Linked DNA regions of Mus musculus: region 1 is linked to region 2. The links are chromatin loops, found by intact Hi-C in ENCODE. Cell type or tissue: heart. All regions are shown on one strand. Links, peaks and the distances in the headings refer to the core of each region. The heading gives the core; the rest is flanking DNA.

Region 1 (11,001 bases), core at 1,784-9,783, 50 kb before region 2:
AAGAAATTACCTGAGAAAAGCAGTCTCTGTTATGACTCCTGTTATTAATTTACTACATGAGAAGTAATTATTTAACAAGGAAAGGGTATTATCAAGTGGTTAGAAAATTCCTTCCTCTACAGAAGTCATCAAACATGGCTAGAACCCACTTCTTTTCTTCTTAGCCAAAAGTATCAACTATGGTGTGAGGTCCCTGTGTAGATCAAGCCTGGGATTAGCACGGAGATGAGACTTCTGGCCTCTAGGCTCCCAAGAATATGGATGCGCACACTCACATATTGGGGTGATTTGAGTAAAAATGGCCCCCATAGACACTTGTTAGTTTATGTGGCCTTGTAGGAGGATGAGTGTCCGTGGGGATGGGCTTCTAGGTTTCAGAAGCTCAAACCTGGCCTAGTGACGCTTCTTCCTGCTGCCTGCTGATCCAGATGTAGAACTCTCAGCTCCTCCAGCACCATGTCTGCCTGTGTGCCACCATGCTTCCCACCGTGACAATAATAAACTTAATCTCTGAACTGTAAGCCAGCCCCAATTAAATGTTTTCCTTTATAAGAGTTGCCATGGGGCTGGTGAGGTGGCTCAGTGGTTAAGAGCACTCACTCACTGCTCTTCCAAAGGTCCTGATTTCAAATCCCAGCAACCACATGGTGGCTCACAACCATCCATAATGAGATCTGATGCCCTCTTCTGGTGTGTCTAAAGACAGCTACAATGTACTTACATATAATAATAAAGAAATCTTTGAAAAAAAAAAGTTGCCATGGTCATGGTGTCTGTTCACAGCAATAGAACACTAAGACATACACATGTACACACACACACACACACACATACACATACATATACACGTATGTATGTATGTATGTATGTATGTGTTAATAAAAAAGGGTTGGGAAATAAGACTTCCCCTTAAGATACAGTCTCTCAAGATATGGAATATTGGTGCGAGAGCTCAATTTATTCTTTAATTATTTTTAGTTTTTTGAGACAAGGTCTCCTTATATAGCCCGAGTTGGTCTTGATCTTGTAACCCTCTGCTTCTCTCTCTCCCTGGTGCTGGGATGTTCAATAATAATAAATAGGGCTTATTATGACATATTTGGTGGTGACAAAGATTGAACCCAAGGCTTTGTGCATGCCAAGTAAGCCCTCTGTCGTTAAGCTATATCCTCAGCCCTTGGATTTTTGAGATAGAGTGTCTTACTAAGTTTCCCAGGTTAGCTTTGAACTCATGATCTTCCGGCCTGTCTCCTGGGGGCTAGAATTACAGGCAATGCACCACCATTCCAAGTTTAGTTAAGGCTATTCTTCTTTCTACACCTCGATATGTCACATGCTAGCTAGCACATAGGCACCTGTGGGTGTATTTGTTATTGGGATGTGTCATAGTCTGCTTCAGTTGTCAGCCTGACACACAGTCAGCTTGGAGGAGGGAACCTCAAAGGAGGAGCTGCCTCCACCAGACTGGCCTGTGGCCATGTCTGTGTGCATTTTTCTTGATTGTTGTTTGTGAGGGAGGGCCCAGCCCACTGTGGGTGGCACCATTCCTAGGCAGCTGGTCCTGACGGCATAAGAGAGGTAGCTGAGCAAGCTATGGGAAGGATGCCATTAAGAAGTGTTCTCCCCTGGCCTCTGCTTCAGGTTCCTGCCTTGCCTTCTTCCCTCCATGATGGGCTCTAACCAGATAAACCCTCTCCCCTTCCAAGTTTGTTTTTGGTCAGCATTTTATCACAGCAACCGAGATGCAGACTCTGACCAGAAAGACAGACAACTATGTCCTGTCATAATGCACAAGGTCCTTTTACACATAATGGCACTTGGGGCCAGGTGATAAGAAAGGAATCTTGTTTTTCTAGTACTCTCCCAGGGCTGGCTCCTTATTTTTTATTTTTTTGTTTTTTGAGACAGGGTTTCTCTGTGTATCCCTGGCTGTCCTGGAACTCACTCTGTAGACCAGGCTGGCCTCAAACTCAGAAATCCACCTGCCTCTGCCTCCCGAGTGCTGGGATTAGAGGCGTGTGCCACCACACCCGGCTCTCATTTTTTAAGGTGACCTGTATACAAACTCCTAGCCCCGTATTTGGAAATCGAGGGGCCAAGATCATACAACAGAGCCAGTTGCTAGTAATGGAAGCTCTGAGTAGGAGAGCAGGCTTTCAGACTGAGATGGAGGACGGTATTCTCTGCGAAGTCACGCAAGGACAGCATCTTGAAAGGGCCCAGAAGGAAGCGATGCAGACAAAAATGAGGCTGTCAGTCTCCCTTTATGTCCTGTCCTGTCCTGTCCCAGCCGTGGCCAGCAAGGTAGGGTTGGGCAGGGGAATAGGGATGGAGTGGGGTGGGGTGTGGTGGGGCAGTGGTTTCTACTTCCCCACTCTTAGGGAAAGCACCCGAGATCTGAGGGCACCAACTTTGGGGAACAAGACTTAGAGTATGAATAGTCTCTTGGCTGGGCTGCGGTGCCTCACACTTTTAACTCCAGCACTCGGGAGGCAGAAGCAAGTGGATCTCTGTGTGTTTGAGGCCAGCCTGATCTACAGAGCAAGTTCCAGGACAACCACAGCTACACAGAGAAACCCTGTCTTGAAAACAAAAAACAAAATAAAACATAACAACACCCCCCCCCCATAGTCACTTGAATGTTAGTCCATTTGAAAACAAAAAAGGAAAAGAAACATCAAATTGGAAGTTTGCCTTAAAGCAAAAAGAGACCACACTGCTCTATGCAGTGTGTGTGTGTATGTGGGGTGTTGGTCAACAACTAGAGCTGGAGAAGCCAACACTGGCCTTCCTTCAGTGTAGAACACAAACAGGTACTTCCCTCCCAGGCTCCAGCTTCCCTCCCATACTGCAGCAAGGGGCTTGCCCCGGTACTCGGGGAGGGCTGAAAACAATCCCTGACTCGATCTCAGAAATGATGAGCTCCTGGAACCTTCTCAATCCTGGGAAAGATGGATCTTGAAACATTTTTCTTTTAAGATCTGAGGAATCCAGCCTAGGCCCTTGGACATCATAGTCATGTGATCTAGTACTTAGCTTCTTCCATCTGTCTGTCTGTCTGTCTCTCTACCTACCTCTAACGATCAATCGATGTACCTATCTGTCTGTCTGTCTATCTATCTAGCCATCCTTCTGCCCCTTTATTGTTGTTGTTACCTTGAGACAGGGTAGCCCAGGTTGATCTTGAACTCACAACCCTCCTCCAGCCTCCTGAGTGCTGTATTACAGACGTGAGCAGACTTTGTAGAGGGCAGTGAACCACTGGTGAGGCCCTTATGACTCTTTATGGTTGTGCTGTCCCCATGGCTGGTTGGAATGCTCTATTCCAAGAAAGCTCTCCTCAGCAAGAGGGCATGAGTGAGGGCAGGCCTTGGCCATGCAGGTGAACTTTGTCCCATCCACTTCTGCCTGCTACCTTTGGGCTGCTGCGGGGGGCCTCAGGCCTTCCCATGGGCACTCTCTGCGGGTCCTCACCCCAGGCTCATTTGCCGGTACAGAGAGACCCTACGATCAGGGAAGGCAGCTGTGCAGCTGCCTCCACCCTCTCTTGTCTGTGCGGGTGAAGGCAGGGCCAATCTTTTGTTGCCACCAAATATGCCTAAGTGAGCGCAGTTCTGAGCTTGCAAACGCAGCCCTGTAGATAAACAGCTGACGTCTCCTGAATCCTGCTTGACAGAGCCTGCCTCATAAGAATGATGAGAATGATGACAAAGCTCTTGTCAGATACACACAGAACCGAGCGAGTCCCCACCACGTCTAGCTAAACGGTTTTACTGAGAGCTAAAGTAAGCACTCGCCAGCCCAGATGTGGATGCAGGACTCAACTCCAGGGAGCCCAGTTTATCTTATCTAAGGCTGCCTCCAGACCTCAACAATTGCTGCCCCGCCCCCATGGGAGGCAGCTGACTCTGGTCAGTTTTTCTGGACTTTTGTTATTCAAGAGACCAAGGAAGAGTGGGTGAGATTGTAGTGAGATTTCCTAAGGATAAAAGAGTTGGTCCCACAAGGTGGGTGGGGATTGGGGACAGGAGTGGAGGTGCCTTAGAGAGTTAGAAAGAGCCAGATTAAAGGTGTCAAGAGGAACTATTAACCGAAATAGGAACAGAGAGAAGGTGGCTTAATTTCAGTGTGTGTGTGTGTGTGTGTGTGTGTGTGTGTGTGTGTGTGTGGTCACACCTTGGAGAGCCTCTTTGGTTTGGAACCTGTTTCCATTCCCTGTGACTCCAGGATGGGAGGTTTTAATTTTAATTTCTTACCTCCCGGAATGCAAAGATGGAGCTGCTTTTGTTTTGGTCACACTCAGAGCCATTGCTATTGGAAGCAAAGGTGTAGTTACCGGTTTCCTCCCAGATCCTCCGGTACACGTACTGCGCTGTCAGCGGGATGGTCAGAGTCATAGCAAACGCGTTCAGGAGAATGGCGGGCTCTATGAATGAAATCTTCATATTGCTCAAGTGGGCAGATCGAGTCTATTGCAGAGCGGGAAGCGGGAGGAGAGAAACGGGGCGAGTGTGGGGGGGGGGGATAGAAATCATCAGTTGATTTTTTATCCCAGAGGCTAAATTCTCAAAAGTGGGGAAGTTGGAACAATGTGTCATAAACAAACATTAGCAAGCAAAAAGAGTTCCAGATTTCTGAGAGAGTGCCCTTGCCGGGAGAGGGTACCCTAGTTCTCTCCGAGGAGCAGGGACTAAGTCAACCTCCGCCCCCGACTCCGCTTAGCTAATGCTCACAGTGCTGAGCAGAACAGCACCGGCCGGTTCCCATAAGGTAAACAATGAAGTTACCCGGGGACCCGGAGGTTATGTAATTACTATTATTTTGGCTGCAGGTTAAGGGCCTTGTAAAAAGCAGCTCCCGATCGGAAGGGGAGTTTAGTTTCTGTTTTCGTTTTTAAAACTCACCCCACGGTTACAGTTTTCCTGCTAGGCTAGGCACAGGTGGGACCGTAGTCGGGACTGTGTTCTCCGTTACCCAGTGCGGGGCGTAGCGCCCCCGGGTTTTCAGCACGGTTCGCCAGCTGGGAAGAGCCAAAGGAAGGGGCAGCGAGGTGGAGCTAGACCGCAACAGGGGGACGTCCCTTGGGACGGGACACTCGAGCCCTGTTAGAAGGCAAAGAGAAATAAGCGCACCTCCCGGACTCTGTTGGCCCTGGACTCAGTCCCCGCCGCTCCCCGCGCCGCCGCACTCTTGGTCTTTGGGCCCTAGTGGTGACTCGGCCGCCGAGCATCATCACTCTGCCAAGAGCTGGCAATCTTCGGCCGGAGCTGTCACCCGCTTCCCTAGCTCGCTTGTGATTGGGTATGGCGGCCGGCGCCCCCGTAGCGATTGGTCTAGCGCAGTGTCATTCTCTTGCACCCGCCCCCGAAGGTTCAGCGGCTGAATCTCCCCGAGTTGCTGGGCAAGTTGGGTGATCCCGGCAGCTCTGCGAAGGTTCTGCTAAGCGTATCTGGATAGGATTATTGGTTTTCGCTGAAGCGCCGTGGAGTCATAGGTATCTGGATCGAGAGTTCGAGACTAGCCCAACGATATAACAAGACTCCTGTCCAAAGCAGATAATGATAATAATAATAATGATAATAATGATGATAATAATAAGTGGTTGGAAACGTCATACGCTAGGGTTGCAGTTCACTGCAGCATTCCGGTGGACCCAGCAAGCGTCTGCACAAGCAATGTGAGAGAGAAGACACTGAAAGTTCATGAGAGGAGAAGAGTTCCGAGTAGGGGAGTTGTTGGCCTTGGGAAAATTTAAACGAAATATTCACTACATTTTACGTAGTCATTTATTTTATGTGTATGCCCACGCCGAGCAGAGGTCAGAAAATGGTGCTAGAATTTGTGTTACAGGCAGTTGTGAGCTGCCCTGAGAGCGTAGAAACGGAACCCAGAGCAGTAAGTGTTCTTCATTAGTGAGCTTCTCTCCAGCCACCCCTGCTGAGTTGCGGGGGAGGGGATTGTTAAATCTCTCTGAAAGTCGGCTCTTTCTCTGTTGAGAAGATGTAAGTAAGTCTCACAAAGCCATGGCAACACCCTAGACAGTAGGACCGCCGCTAATGGCCGCCAACGCGCACAGCTGGAGCACACCTGCAGCTGATAGGGGGTTACTTCCTGAGGAAGAGAAGCAAGCTGAGAGTTCTGTGATTTGGGGACCCGTCCAAAAAAGGAAGACCTTAGGCTGGAGTGGTTGCGTCAGGAAGTGGGGGACAATCCTGCAAATGCGCCTCTTACTCTTATCTAGAGATCAAGGTCAGATGTGGGCCAGAGCCTTATTGATAAAGGAGTAACACTCCAGACTATGGGCTATTTTTGCCCAGATGAGAGTACTGGTGCAATGCTCCTAACCACTGAACCACCCTCTCTCGAGGCAGATCTGGAACAGCTTCAGAGTGGGAAGGGCGGCTAAAGGAGCTGACTAGCAGAAAAGGATATTCTGTACTGGAGAGAAGGCGATCTGATGACTCTAGATAGCCACAGAGAGAATTGAGGAAGTAACTCTCAACATCGCACTCTTGACAGTTTCACAGCACTGTACAATCTTCATATGCCTAAAATAACAAACATTGCTGCTAGCTGATCTACAGAGTTTGATTGATTTCCAACCTCTTGTTGACAATTTTTCTTCTTCTTCTTCTTCTTCTTCTTCTTCTTCTTCTTCTTCTTCTTCTTTCTTTCTTTCTTTCTTTCTTTCTTTCTTTCTTCTTCTTCTTCTTCTTCTTCTTACTTCTTCTTCTTCTTCTTCTTCTTTCTTCTTCTTCTTCTTCCTCTTCCTCCTCCTCCTCTTCTTCCTCTTCTCCCCCTCCTCTTCCTCCTCCTCCTTCCCCCTCCTCCTCCTTCCCCCCTCCTCCTCCTTCCCCCTCCTCCTCCTCCCCCTCCTCCTCTTCCTTCTTATTTATTTATTTTTATTTTATGTATATGAGTACACTGTCACTGTCTTCAGACACACCAGAAGAGGGCATCAGATCCCATCACAGATGGTTGGGAGCCACCATGTGGTTGCTGGGAATTAAACTCAGGACCTCTGGAAGAGCAGTCAGTGCCCTTAATCGCTGAGTCATCTCTCCACTTGTTAACGATCTTAACCACAAGGAGTGACGTGTTCAGTTCAGAGGTTTGCTTTTCAAATAAAAATCCAGGAGGCCAAGATCACTAAGATCTTAGAGAGTGATCTACTCCTAGTGGGACAGTAACTGTCACTTGAGCTGCATGTCCACCTTGGGTCCCGGGAAACTTCACTTCCTGTTGTGTTCACTCAGGGACAAAGGTGATGGAGTGTCCTTCTGAACTCTATCACTGCCACAAGGGGAGAGGGAAGGGAACTTGATGGAGCTGATACCAGCTCTAAAAGGTTCACCCCAGAGAGGGTAAAAGCCACTTCTCACACGCCATTGGCTAGAACAGGTCACTCGGGACATGAGGAGAAGTGCAAACCTATCAGGTACTCAGGAGGAGGAGGAAGGGGAGGAGGAGGAAGAAGAGGAGAGACACCATCTATGTTCCAGGCCATATTTCTCATGGAAATCAATAGGCAGCAAAAGGTCTCTAAAAGGCATGTACCTATAGGGTCAAATTAGCACCTGCTCTCCTATGCTGTTCTGCTATCCCACCTTTCAGCATGAAGAAGAAAGTCAGGGCATCTGTGGTTAGCCAGGAGGCTCACAAGTTCAAGGCCAGCCTGAGCTTCGGCCTTGTTGCAAAACCACCATCACCACCACCACCACCAAATAAATGCTTAAGTGCAAAAAGTGGATCCACAGGTCCACAAGTATAATCTCCAGGGCAGAACCTTAGGGATAATTGTGAAGTTCTACATTTTTAGTTCACTGACTTAGGAATTTTAATTTTAGTGAGTGTACTATTAATTGTCACCAAGTAGTGACATTTAATGTCAGTGGCCCATATCTGAATTCTCCTTTTTGTCATATTAAGTCTTATTTACTGTGACTATTTTGATATGTCAGACATATGAGAGAAGACTTGACTAAATGGTTGACAAGATGGCTCAGCGGGTGAAGGCGCTTGCTGCCAAGCCTAAGGACCTGAGTTCAAATCCTGGAGCCCACATGGTGGAAAAAAAAGAACGGACTCCTATAATCTGTCTTCTAGCCTTTCTACATGTGCTGTGGCATGCCTGCACTCCACCCTAACCCCCCAAACAGAAACAAATTAAATGCAAATGAATGATTTAACAACAACCAAAAAACGGGCTGATTCTACAAACGCTATGTCTACACTAAGAATAGGAGGGATGGTGTTATGCAATGCTAGTTGGGAGAAGCTCTCTCATGGTGGGGAGTGTGGTGGAGTGTGGAGTCCTCCTCTTAGTAGACACGCTAAGTACAGAAGCACACATACTGTGCAGAATAGGGCCATGCTCTAAAGGAAAACAGCAAAAGAAACCATGGCTACTGAAAGCTTGTGTTTTCAAAAGGAATGTGACTTTGCATTTCTGATCAAATTGACTAAGATGTGATGAGAGCACCCTGCCCTACCCCCACCCAACCCCTTAGTTACACCAAGCCTTACATGGCCAACATAGGGCCGATAAGAGTGTACTATGGGTCTGTCTTGAATGCAGATTGTAGACAGCAAAGGTCTACATATGACTCGGTCAATGATTTGCCTAAAGAGACCTGAGTTTATTTAGTTGAGAAATTTGTTAACTTCTCTTCCTTAAGCTCCATTGCTTAGAAACTGATCAAAAGATTCCATTCAGATTTCAGGACCAGACCTGGCTTTCTTGGAGCTCTGGGAGGCCCTTTGCAGTTTCCTCTGAGAGTTTGCTTCCTGCAGTCCATGGTTCCACCCTCACTCCTGCCTGTGACCGGGCTGTCTGGAATAGGCTGCCCATCCCCACTCCTCAAACCACTGTTCTTCCTCCTAGGTTCCACCCAACAGTTACCTAGCAACAGCCAGGTAGTACTGGCTTGTTATGAAAGGGACTATTAGGCCTCTTTCTCCTCTCTCTGCTCGCTCTGCTCTCTGCTCTCTCTCTCTCTCTCTCTCTCCCTCCCTCTCTCTCTCTCTCTGACTCCTTTCTCCCTCTCTCACTGTACCAGCTGGTTTTGTGTGTCAACTTGACACAAGCTGGAGTTATCACAGAGAAAGGAGCTTCAGGTGAGGAAATGCCTCCGTGAGATCCAGCTGTAAGGCATTTTCTCAATTAGTGATCAAGGGGGGAGGCCCATGGTGGGTGGTGCCATCCCTGGGCTGGTGGTCTTGGGTTCTATAAGAAAGCAAACTGAGCAAGCCAGGGGAAGCAAGCCAGTAAGTAACATCCCTCCATGGCCTCTGCATCAGCTCCTGCTTCCTGACCTGCTTGAGTTGCAGTCCTGACTTCCTTTGGTGATGAATAGCAACGTGGAAGTGTAAGCTGAATAAACCCTTTCCTCCCCAACTTGCTTCTTGGTCATGATGTTTTGTGCAGGAATAGGAACCCCGACTAAGACAAATTGGTACCAGCATGTGACAACCTGACTATGTTGTCACATGGAGGAGTACAGTGAGGAGACCACGAATGCCACTGGAGCACCTTGTGGCCCTTAAGAAAAGTACAGATCAACAGAAAGCAGAACCAGGCTCATAGCTAGAAACCAGGGGCATCCCACTCTGAAGCTGCTGATTCTTGACAGCAGCATACCTGAGCGGTAGACTTCCTGTTCTCTGTTCTCACTTCCCCAGAGCAAAGGGAAGCTAGGAGCCAGGATCAGCATCCTGACTCCTTGCAAGCAGGACTGAGTGAGCCTTTAGACCTAGTAAGCCCCTCCCCCAATGCTCCCATTCCTGTGGGGAGTTACCTCTCCAGGAAGGGAGCCCTGGAGAAAGAGTGAATGGCCATCCCAAGCAGAGGAGAAGTCCTGATTGGCTTGTGTTTGTCTAGTGAATTCATTGTGATCTACACAGCAGGGCCAATGGCCAGGATGCCCCCAGAAGGGGCTCTGCCTCATGGTGGGTTTTCCATTCGGTCTGGGTTTGAATCTACTGATCATTGTCTCTCCTGATCATTGTTTGAGCGACTTACAGAGAACAACGAGGCCACTGTTCCGAGAGAGTGTTTTGTCCTTGAAGGCACTGGTCTAGTCTTTAATGGGGTTACGTGAGGGAGGGACTTTAAGGTTAGCAGGCTGAGCTGAATTCACCTGTGTGTGTGTGTGTGTGTGTGTGTGTGTGTGTGTGTGTGTCTTAGATGATTCACTTCTGTCTCGGGCTCCTTGTCCCAGGCTTCCCCTGGGACCCACTGATGCATTTTCCTATCTAAGAACCGCAATCCTTTAACCCATTTTCCAAGCAGTAAGGGAGCATGGTCCTTCAGTGTTTGCCATGGAATTCAGAGTTAAATCCCACCTCCATTACCATGGCTCCCAAACCCCCAAATAATCGGGCTACTCTGCATTCTGCACATGGAGCCTGCAGAACTGCCTCCCACATTAGGATGGCTAGCCCATCTTCCCTTCCATTTAAATTCGCGCTCCATTGCTTTGGCTTATGGCTCTAGGTCTGGGAAGTTTAGGCCCATGTTTGGCATCTGGAGAGGCTTGTTAGCTGTGTTAAACATGTTAAACACAAGATGATGTGTGCTACCTTGGATCTCCCTCTGGTAAAGTCACTAATTGTCACGACGGGGTCTTCAGTCTCCTTGTCTCACCTAACCCTAATTGCTCCTTAGAAATCCATGTCCTGGTTTGTTTTCCATTGCTGTGATAAACACCATGACCACAAGCACCTTGAGGAGGAGAGGGCTCATTTTGCATCACGGCTGACAGTGCATTAGAGAGAGGGGGCAGGGCAGAAACTTGGAGGCTGGGACTGAAACAGAAGTCATGGAGGGACACTACTTACTGGCTGCCACGCCTTGGCTTGCTCAGCCGGATTTCTTACACAATCCAGGACCACCTGCCCAGATATGGAACCATCCACAGTGAGCTGGGCTCTCTCACATTAATCCTCAATCAAGAAAATGTCCCCGAAGCTTGCCTGTATTTTCCCAATTGAGGGTCCCTC
Region 2 (11,001 bases), core at 1,671-9,670:
CTCCTTTCCTTCCCTGGCACGAGGGTGTAGAAAATCCATCAGCAGGTATGCTCAGCCTCCTTGCTCTGCAGTCAAGGACCACACGCTCTGTGGCATGAAACACCCACCACACGTTATCTTATGTTCCCACAGCTCTGGAGTCCAGGCATGGCTTAGCTGGATCTGTTCCACAGGCTTGTACCGTGGCCATCAGCCAGGCTGGTTCTCAGATGGAACTTGGATCTCTTCCAGGGTTTGTGGTGGTTGGTAGAATCCACTTCCTTGTGGTTACAGAACTCAGGGGGCTCAGGGCTCTTATTTGCAGTGGGCTGTAGGTCTTAACAGGCTTCGTTGGCAGCCTGTACCATGGCAGATGAACCTCAGACCCATACAACAGATATATTCTCCCCTTCCCCCTGACCCGTGGGTAGCAACTGCATTCATAAAAGATAGCTGAATGAAGACAGTACTGTCCCATCCTATTGCATAGTAGCTGTGCGTGAACCTGATTAGGCTGCCTTGACAATCAGTCTTAGATCAGGCAGTTTGCTGCAATCCTGGCTCCTCTTACTTAAATGGAGTGAGGAAGGGGTTTCCCTTCAGCCCTCTCTCCTTGGCTGGTAGAGTTCTAGCTTCTCTTGTGTGTGACTGTGTCCCAACCTCCTCTTTTTATAAGGTCACCATGGGTTAGAGCTTGCCCACTGTCATGGCCTCATTTACCTTTATCATCCTTTCAAGGCCCTGTCTCCAAAGGTGGTCGTAGGCTACATAATCCTGACCAAGGGCCGTGTGATGCAGAAAGAATATAGTGAGAAAGAAGCAAGGACAGTGGGCCGAATGGCTGGGGGTGCATTCCCGAGGAGAGGTAGGATCCACACTCCAAAGGACCTGGTACTGGGAGGGGAGGGCCGGGGCGGAGTCCCCGGATGGGAGGGGCGGGGCAGAGTGGCCAGGTGGGCGGAGCAATGCCCATCAAGCTCTTGTGCCTTTGACTTCCTCTCACAGTGCACCAACTAGGGGGCCACGAAGCAGAAGGCACCAGTCTGAGGAGGGAGCCACACAGAGGATGCCATGTCATTGTAATTCTGTTGTCCTTCCCTCACGGTCTGGGTTCGTCGGACTCTGTGACCAATGATAACTTAAAGAGGATGAGTTTAGCTTGGCTCATGGGCTCGGAGGTTTCTGTCTACAGTTCTTGTCCCCGTTAATTCCGTGGTGAGGTAGAACGCCATAGTGGCAGAGGTGGCTCACCTCATGGTGGACAGCAACAGACTGGGAGGAAAGGACTGGTTACCGGGTATCTCCTCTAGCCAGGTCCCTCCTCTTAAAAACTATGGTCACCTAGGGGCTAGAGTTTGACAGCTCAGGGATTAAGAGCACTTGTTGCTCCTGCAGAGGGTCTGGGCTTGGTTCCCACCACCCACATTGTGGCTCATAACCTCCCAGGGGACCCAGTGACCTCTTCTGGTCTCCTTAGGCATCATGTGTGTATGCAGTACACATACATATGTACAAGCAAAACATGAATGCATGCTGTCTTAATTTGGGTTTTATTGCTGTGAAGAGACACCATGACCAGGCAACTCTTATAAAAGACAACATTTCATTGGGGCTGGCTTACAGGTTCAGAGGTTCAGTCCATTATCGTTGTGACGGGAAGCATGGCAGCATCCAGACATGGTGCTGGAGGAGCCGAGTTCTACATCTCAGTCAGAAGGCAGCCAGAAGAGCTAAGGGCCGAACCCAGGGCCTTGTGTTTGCTAGGCAAGCGGTCTACCACTGAGCTAAATCCCCAACCCCAAGACTGGCATTCTTATATAACTAGGAGGAAGCTCTCTTCCACAGTTGTTGGAGCCTGAGCATATAAGGAGACCTGCAAATCTACCCCCACAGTGACACATGTCCTCCAACAAGGCCACACCTCCTAACAGTATCATGCCATAGAAACCAAGCATATTCAAACCACCACACACACATGGTTTAAAATATGGGTACTTAAAGGAGACCTGCATAATACAACACCAGTCGATGTGCCAGCGTGGGTGGGGGAAATTTCACAAGCCCCACCTCTAGACAAAGAGTGACAGGTAATCAATGGCTTCTGAGAGAGGAGAATCAGTCTTTTTCCAGGAATGAGACCCCTGATAGGTTACCCAATCCCAAGTTAGCCTGGAACACATATGAGCAACACTATGAAGTGGAAACTTGAGGGTTCTTTGGAGAGTCAGTTGTGTTCTATGGTGTTTTGCTGGGGTAAACACGTGAAGGAGTGTTTTCCTGAAGTGGACACAGGTAAGGCAGACTCCTGAAGGAACATTCGGCTGAAGCAGACACAGGAGAGAGGACGGTCTGCTAAAGCCAGCACGTGAAAGGCACGTGATGAGGGATTCTTTGCTAACCCCATGCTTGTATTGGTTCGCCTTACATTGCCGAGTTGAGCTCCATTGGTTGGGACTTTGAGGACTCAGGTTGATTTGATGCATGTGCTGAGGCATCTCTCCAGCCCCAGGCAGAACCTTTTCATTTTAAAGATTAAGAATTGGGCTGGTGAGGATGGCTCAGTGGGTAAGAGCACCCGACTGCTCTTCCGAAGGTCCGAAGTTCAAATCCCAGCAACCACATGGTGGCTCACAACCATCCGTAATGAGATCTGACTCCCTCTTCTGGAGTGTCTGAAGATAGCTACAGTGTACTTACATATAATAAAAATAAATAAATCTTTAAAAAAAAAAAAAAAGAAAAGAAATGACGAGATGGCTCAGCAGTTAAGAGCACTGACTGCTCTTCCAGAGGTCCTGAGTTCAATTCCCAGCAACCACCTGGTGGCTCACAACCATCTGTCTGAAGATAACTACAGTGTACTGACGTACATAAAATAAATAAATAAACATTAAAAAAAGAAAGAAAGAAAGAAGAAATGACAAACTGGTGGCTGCCATGCAGGGGAAGGAGCTGTTACATGTTGTCTAGCCCCACTGTAATGTCTAATCTTTGTGGCTTTTGTAACATACTAGGGTCATGACACAGTGACAGCTATTGTCAACTAGGAAACATGATAATTATCTAAAGGTTATCTTTGTTGTCTAGGTTACTACTTCCAGCTACTTAGGGTCAGGGCTTTTTAAAAAAAGTCACTCTGATGAAACAGGTGCAGAAGGACTCAGTGATAAAAACATAAGCTTTTTATGTCAAGACGCAATCCCCGTTTGTAGTTTAATTAGGAAGACACAAATTGAAGGTATGCAGAGTGTGGTCTCCCACTGAACATGACTGATCACCGTACTGGAGATCCCAGAGAAATGCAGATGCGCCTCATTGGCTGCAGTAGATGGGCTGGAACTAGAGAGATCAATGATAACTTAGGCAGCGGGTTCTTAGACCCACCACGTCGTCAGTCTATTGTGGTGTTCCACAGTTCGCATCCACAGCCGCGGTCTGTTTTCACATTCCACTTGCAACTGCTGGGGGCCCAGCTCCTACTTGGACTGATTAAGGAAACAACCAACCAACCAACCAACCAACCAACCAACCAACCCAAACCAGACCAAACCAACCAATCAACCAACCCCTGGTCCTCAATGGCAACTGAACTCTGCAAACAAGCAGAGTCAATTACAAAGTGCTGGGGTAGAAAGTCCCAACCACAACCCCCTATCCCCCACCCCAGCCCCCACCCCACCACCACACCCCTCCACCCCACCCCTGTAAAATGATGCAGCTCAGGTAGCAGCAGGGAGTGATCTCCACAAAGTGCAGAGAGAGCAAGCATCTGAGATTCTGCTCTTTCAGACTTCTTGTTTTGTTTTGCCACCGCACACTGTGTGACTTTAAGATGTTTTATTTTACCAGTAGAAAGTGTGACCCACTCACTCTGAGAAGGGACCTGCACACAGCGAGGTGCTCCCTCCCGGACCCAGGATTAAGCACAAACCACACCCAAACACCTATTTTCACAGCGGGGTTGGGAGAAGAAAAGTAAAGTGGCCAATTTCTGACTTAGGCAGAAAATAGCAACAAATGACCTTGAATGGGGTTTTAAGAGGGAAGAGGGGAAGGTGTGTGTTAGAGTTAGACAGGGCTAGGCTAGGATTCGTGCTATGTTCTGTTAATTAGGGCAGCTAATGGGGACTTTTGATTGCTGGACTTCAATACTTTGATAGCTGGACCGTAGGAATGGGTCTGGCATAAGGAAGTGTCCAAATAAAGGAACAGACCTTGGTGGCTATCGCGAGGAATGTAATCTGTGGTTTACAAGGGAGAGGGAAGAGGGGAACGTAAGGTTTGCCAGCACCGTGAACGAACGCCATGCCTGGGGCCGCTAGAGCGCTCACTCTTCACTGGTGGTGCAGAAGTATCGCAGATTAGGGGCTGGGGGAGTTTGAAAATGGTATGTGAAGTTGCAATGGCTCATTTTGCTTGTTTGACTTTGTTTTTGAGACAGGGTCTTACTGTGTAGCTCTGATAAGTCTGGCGCTTGTTACATAGACCAAGCTGGCCTTGCACTCATAGATTTATCTGCCTCTGCCTACTGAGCGCTGCACGAACACACCCCTGGCTCTTTTAAAACTGATTTTTAAAAAAAATTCTCTAAAGATCCCCCCGCCCCGTTCTATACCAGTTTCAATTCCAAACAAACAAACAAACAACCCCAAACTAAACAAACAAACAAACAAACAAAAAACCAAACAAGCACTAACTAAGCAAAAACAACAACAAAAGATTTCCCGGATTTGAGGCTGCACCCACTACCCAGTTTTCAAGCTTTTTATCACTCTGGGACTGAAGCATCATCCTTTTGCTACCTGCCCTGCCTGGAACCCATGAGATTGTACTGTTGTCTCCATTGCCTGGCTTCTCTTAACTAAACAGCCAGTGTTTCAGAACTGTGTCGACAGACGTCTGTCCATCAATCCAGTCCGCTTGTGACTCTTCCTAGGGCTGGATGCACCGCCGTTGAGCGTTTTCAAGAACGTTCACGGAAGGTCCGCAGGAAACCAAGCATGGTTTTCTTCAAGGTGTCCCGAGGTATGACGGCTCAGGGATGCAGAGACCCACGGGAGCGGCCTGTCGCTGTTCTCTAGAACAGATGTGTATCTGAATAGAGAGAACACATTTTCCATACTAGCTCCACCAGCTCCCACAAGGTCATCTCCGCCATGCATGTCAGCATACCAATTAAAGGGGCGAGGAGTGACAAAGAAAAGTATTTATTCAGCGCACCCAAGGTGGGCGGTGTAATACACAAAAGAGTTCAGTGGATACCCCCCCGCCTCCTAGTCTGACTTGGGGCTCTGACTTGAACTTTAGGTTTAAATAGAGGGGAAATTGGGGCAAGGAGCAAGGGACTTGCAAAATTAGGCTGTACTCACTAGAGTGTAATTCCAACCAACGACGCCTCAAGGCTAGTCCTGTAAGGACCTGCTTCCTTCTTCGCTTATGAATAATTCATCCTACCTTCCAGTAAGGTTTGCTTGGCATAGCTATATAAACATCCCATGGTGTGAGTCTTCCTTGAGAGGACCCTCACCCCCAACTCCTTTCTTTGCCTAGTGTATTCCTTCCTCTGTTTCCTCTAAATTCTTTCTTTAATGGAGATTAAGAACCCAGAGGTACCTTGCAGAGGTTACAAACTGGTCTGTTTGAGAAATCCCCAGCCTTTGCCTATGGGTAGCACCATAGCATCCCCGAACTCCAGGATCTAGGAAGCTTGCAGAAATCAGCACACTACAGACTTAGGAGCTCTGAGAGGCTGGCACTGGGCAGGCTTACAGAGTGCAAGGGCTCCAGGGCCGTTCATGCTCTCTTTGTTCTCTCACTGGGTCTCACTTGGGCTGTAAGGCCAGCATCTTGAAATTCTTTATACCTTGATGGCTGCATTTGCATTCTGTGAGGGAGGTCCTATGGGAGGATGGTGGCTGAGCACAGAGCTTGGAACCTCGTACTGTCAGGCTACCCCCCCAAGGTTAAGTCTGGGTCACCTGATGCTGTTCTGTATCTAAGGGGGTGGCTGGGGTGATGGGAAGGCCAGTAGGGCAGGACTGGCATTCTGTATACTGATCATGTCCAGAGACACCCTTCCTCCCAATGCACCTCAAGGGTCTGAAATGCAGACAGCATTCCAGTATCCCTGTGCCAGAATGCGTGTGACATGAGCTAGCAGTAAAAGTGCACCAGGTGCGGAGAGGCTGCACAAGAAAGGAATATGTGGGTTTTGTTTGTTTGGGGATGGGATTTGCACTTTGTGACCACAGCTTTCTGCCGTGTAACAGCGTTGTCCTGTAGGCTGATTGCCCTCTGCTGGGCAGACTGGATATTAACTCTGAAGTAAATAGTTATGTCAAGAATTTAAAAATCCATTGGGGGCATGATGGTGCACTCCTTTAGTCTCTGAACTTGGGAGGCTGAGGCAGGTGGATATCTGAGTTGGAGACCAGCCTGGTCTACATAGCAAGTTCCAGGAGAGTCAGGACTACATAGTGAGACTTGTTTAAAAAAAAAAGAAAAAGGAAAAGAAAAACAAAACAAAAAGAATTTCAAGCCCCCATCTGAGAACATGATTTATGCACACACAGAGTTTCTTCTTCAGGACTGCCGAAGTCTGGGAAATTTTTCCATGATGATTGGAAGTCATAAATAATTTATAATTTACTCTTTACATTGCTGCTTCTATAGTAGCCTGATTTTGGGGTAGTAGTGCATTAAAATCGGGTGGGGTGGGGTGGAAAAAAAAGAAAGAAGCCGGGTGTGGTGGCACACGCCTTTAATCCCAGCACTTGGGAGGCAGAGGCAGGCAGATTTCTGAGTTCGAGGCCAGCCTGGTCTACAAAGTGAGTTCCAGGACAGCCAGGGTATACAGAGAAACCCTGTCTCAAAAAACAAAAACAAACAAACAAAAAAATTGGGTGGAGGGGATGCCATTGAAATTAGCAGAGTTTTGTTCTCTTACCCCATTGTGTGTGTGTCTGTATGTGTGTGTGCATGTGTGTGTGGGGTGAATATGGTGTGTGTGTGTATGTATAAGTGTACATTTGTGTGCAGGGTGAGTATATGTGGTGTGTGTGCATTTGTGTGTGAGGTGTGTGTATGTATGTGTATTTGTGTGTGGGGGGAGTGTATGTGGTATGTGTATGTGTGAGCATATTTTTGTGTGGAGTGAGTATATGTGGTGTGTGTATGTATGTGTGTGTATTTGTGTGTGGGGGGATGTATGTGGTGTGTGTGTATGTGTGTGCATTTGTGTGTGGGGTGAGTGTATGTGATGTGTATGTATGTGGGGTGAGTGTATGTGGCTGTGTGTTGCATATACATGATAGTCTCACTGGTGATTCATAAATGAAAGGTGAAATATGAGATTCCATTATATATACACATAAGTAGTGTTAACTGTACAATTCAAGTCTTTGTCTACACCATCTGTATGCCAAGCACGGTGGTATGGACTTATGTCTGATCTCTCTCTCTCTCTCTTGATTTCAACTTGCCATAAAAGTAGACATTCATAATAAGAGAGAATCTCAACTGAGGCACTGTCTTCATCAGACTGGCCTACAGACATACCTGTGGGCATGTTATCCTGATTGCTGTCGATGAGGAAGGGCCTTGCCCTCTGTGGGCGGTGCCCTCCCTGGGCTGGTGGTCCTGGGTTGTGTAAGGAAGCAAGCTGAGCAAGCCAGAGGAGCAACGGGGGCTTCTGCTTCAGTTCCTGCATCCAGATTCCTGCCTTGGCTTCCCTCAGTAATGGAGTGTAACCTAGACTTGACTAGTAACCCTTTCCTTCCCAAGTTGCTTTGGGTCATGGTGTTTATTACAGTACCAGAAAGCAAACCAGGACGACAATATGCTACAGCTGCTGGAGTAACAGAACTGTAGAAGCTTTGATTGCTCACGTATACTGCTCATGTCCTAAACTGTTCCGGATAGAGAACCTCACCGGAAAGAGAAAGCTCACCGATTAGGTGGCTCAGGTTAACATCATAAGATCAGCCTTACTGCCAGCTGATTGACAACCCACCAACATGCACTGGCCTTCTCCTGTGTGCTGAGGGCCAGGAGGCTGCTGACCAACTAGAATTAAATGAAGTGTGTCCTCAGCCGAACAGGGTGAAGGAACATGTAAGCAAATACGCACCGGGGTGTAAGTCCTATAGCTGTACTGCTGTGCGCTCTCCCAGCAAATTGCACCCCAGGAGCATCAGGGAAGGGTCTGCCAAAGGATACAAGGCACCCCATCTGTGCCAACAGACCTTCAGCATGGGAGAGCACAGAGTCTTTCTAATCTTTAAGACAAGTGTGTGTGCATACATGTGCGTGTGCGTGTTCACATGGGCACTCATGTGTACGACCGTGGGTGCAGGTGCCTGCAGGGACCAGAGGTATTAGATTCCCTGGAGCTGAAGTTACAGGACGCTGTGAGCTACCTGAGGTGGATTCTAAGGAGCAAACCCAAGTCTTCCGGAAGAGTAGTGCATGTTCCTAATAAGCAAGCCAACCCTCCAACTCCTAGTCTTTTTGTTTTTTTGTAGAAGATTTAAAAAAAATATGTATTTAAAAAAAATTTTCTATATGTGAGTGTTTACCTACATGTATGTACACCACACATATGTAGTATCCTTGGAGGACAGAAGAGGGCATCAGAGTCTCTGGATCTACAGTTTTAAGTGGCTGTGAGACCCGGGTCCTCTGAGAGAGCAGTAACCACTCTTAACTGCTGAACCATATCTCCAGACCCTAGTTTTTATTCACTATTATGATTGTGATTATTATTATTATTGTCTTTTTTTCAAAACAGTGTTTCTCTGTGTACCGCTGGCTGTTCCGGAACTCTGTAGACCAAGATGGCCTCTGCCTTACAAGTGCTGGGATTAAAGGTGTGTACCACCATGCTCGGCTCTCATTATTATTTGTGGTTTTTTGCTACAGGGTTTCTCTGTGTAGCCCTGGCTGTCCTAGACTTGCTTTGTAGACCAGGCTGGCCTAGAACTCACCTGCTTCTGCCTTCTGAATGCTTGGATCAAAGGTGTGTATTACCATGCCCAGCCTTTCATTATTATTTTTAATGTCCAGATCAAATGCAGAGCCTTGACCATCCTAGGAAATCACTTTACCATTGAGCAATTGAAGTATATCCTCAGCTACTTGGTTGCACAGAGCACGGGATTTCAAGATCAAACAGAAATTGGTAATTTTTTTTAAAGCTACGTTCTTTTGACTCATCAAGAAGACCAATGTGGATTATTAGAAGGCTCTGTTAAATTTAAATTCACTAGAGGAACTGGACAGAAAGGAACACTTAATTTCAGCTTGGTTAAACACAACGTAATTGCAGTAGTGAAATCATTATGCTAATTTAATTAAAGATGTAAAGAGAAAAGCAAACATGTTAGATAAAATGGTACCTACCTACTTAAGCTTAATGAGTTTTCAACTTGAGCATTTTTTTTCCTCAAACTGGAAATAGAATTAGAGTTCTCATCTATATCACATCAAATGGTTAAACCTACCATTTTTTTTTATTCCAGACAGATTACAGAATTACACATCTTAAAAGTTTTAGAGAAAAAGAAGAAGAAATTGATTAGTCGTGAAATCTCAGGATAAGAAAGGATTTTTGTTTTTTAAGTTCAAAAATATAATGGTGACCGAAAAAATTAGGCAACTTTAATTCATAAAATGAACATCTAATTATGTAAAATTTAAGAAACCATTGAAATACAAGGTAAAGTATAGCTTGGGAACTAGTTACAACAACATGCTAATTAAGAAATTTTTTAAGCCGGGCAGTGGTGGCGCATGCCTTTAATCCTAGCACTTGGGAGGCAGAGCCAGGAGGGTTTCTGAGTTTGAGGCCAGCCTGGTCTGCAGAGAGAGTTCCAGGACAGCCAGAGCTACACAGAGAAACCCTGTCACAAAAAAACAACAAAACAAAACAAAACAAAACAAAACCCCAACCCCCTCCCCCCCAAGGAAACTTTTAAAACACATTTAAAACTTATCTATCTATCTATCTATCTATCTATCTATCTATCTATCTATCTATCTATCTATCTATCTATTATGTGCATGTGTGTTTTACCCACAGGTATCTTATGCGCACTGTATGCTTGTATCACCCATGGAGGCCAGAAGAGGGCGTCAGATCCCCTGGAACTGGAGTTACAGATGATTGTGAGCTACCATGTGGGTGCTGGGAACTGAACTCAGGTCCTCTGTAAGAGCAGTCAATGCTCTTAACCATTGAACCAGCCCCTATCATAATGCCCTAATATTTTTCTCAGTGTTCACTGACCTCAAGAGAAATAATTTTCATATCTATGTATATATATATGTTTTAAAATTTATATATGTATGTGTGTTGTTGTTTTGTGTGTTTAGAAACTATAACATAAAATAAAAAGCAGGGAATCTGAGGCATTAGGAGAACTAGGTTGAATATATCAGGCTTCCTCCGAAGACCTCTGTGTGCTACATATTATTATAATGTATACATACAGTTTCTGACAGGTTTTGCCATAATAAGTGAATTTTATTTTACTATAAGCGTATAAAACAGGATATAAAAAAACACCCTCTAGATGGGTAGTATTTTACTTACAGCCTTAAATTAATGTCCTAATCGCAAGGGACTCATGTGTTTGAAATTCAAATGGCATTAAAAAAAAACCACACACACAACAGAGGCTTGTAGCCATTTTTATTTTCCGGGTGATTCAGCTGTGGCAAGCATAATTGCCTAGGGGGATTTGCCTTATGTCTAGGATGAGGGTTTTATGAGGTTTTGCATGGTTTTTCACCAGAAACAAAGGCAGAGCCGTCTCAGATATAAAGAGAAGCTGACCTGCAGGGGAAACGTGTATCGCGGAGGCAGAACCTGGTCAAAGTGCTCTGTGCTGGGTCTTGCGGGCAAGGCATCTTATCCTTTCACCAAGGATAAATCCCAGGCGGGGCTAAAGAGCTGTATCCAGTATCCATCTGTGGAGGGAGGAGGTATGGACAGAAAGTGTTTAACAATCTCGTGCAATGAAC

The links. Hi-C counts contacts between places; a loop is a spot of excess contacts. Peaks named below come from ENCODE experiments on the same cell type or tissue, not always from the same donor. Only the 100,000 strongest peaks of a DNase experiment are listed, where the experiment ranks them.
Region 1: a loop joins it to region 2, with 2.0 times the contacts of the local background. A loop is called at or near these places in 2 of 42 quality-filtered maps.

What each region holds. Positions count from the first base shown.
Region 1 is chr5:147,889,577-147,900,577 of GRCm38, forward strand. Slc46a3 (solute carrier family 46, member 3) reads right to left here and starts at 5,239. Exons shown (of 6, transcript NM_027872.4): 1 at 4,905-5,239; 2 at 4,257-4,469. The coding sequence starts at 4,445. In heart, for the core only: a CTCF peak has its summit at 5,199; DNase peaks (open chromatin) are centred at 5,295, 6,045 and 6,375; H3K4me3 peaks cover 3,001 bases; H3K27ac peaks cover 1,537 bases.
Region 2 is chr5:147,939,206-147,950,206 of GRCm38, forward strand. No RefSeq gene overlaps it. Among named protein-coding and RNA genes, the nearest start is that of Mtus2, 13 kb to the right of the region's middle. In heart, for the core only: a CTCF peak has its summit at 6,269 (motif pointing left); no DNase peak of the experiment used is centred there.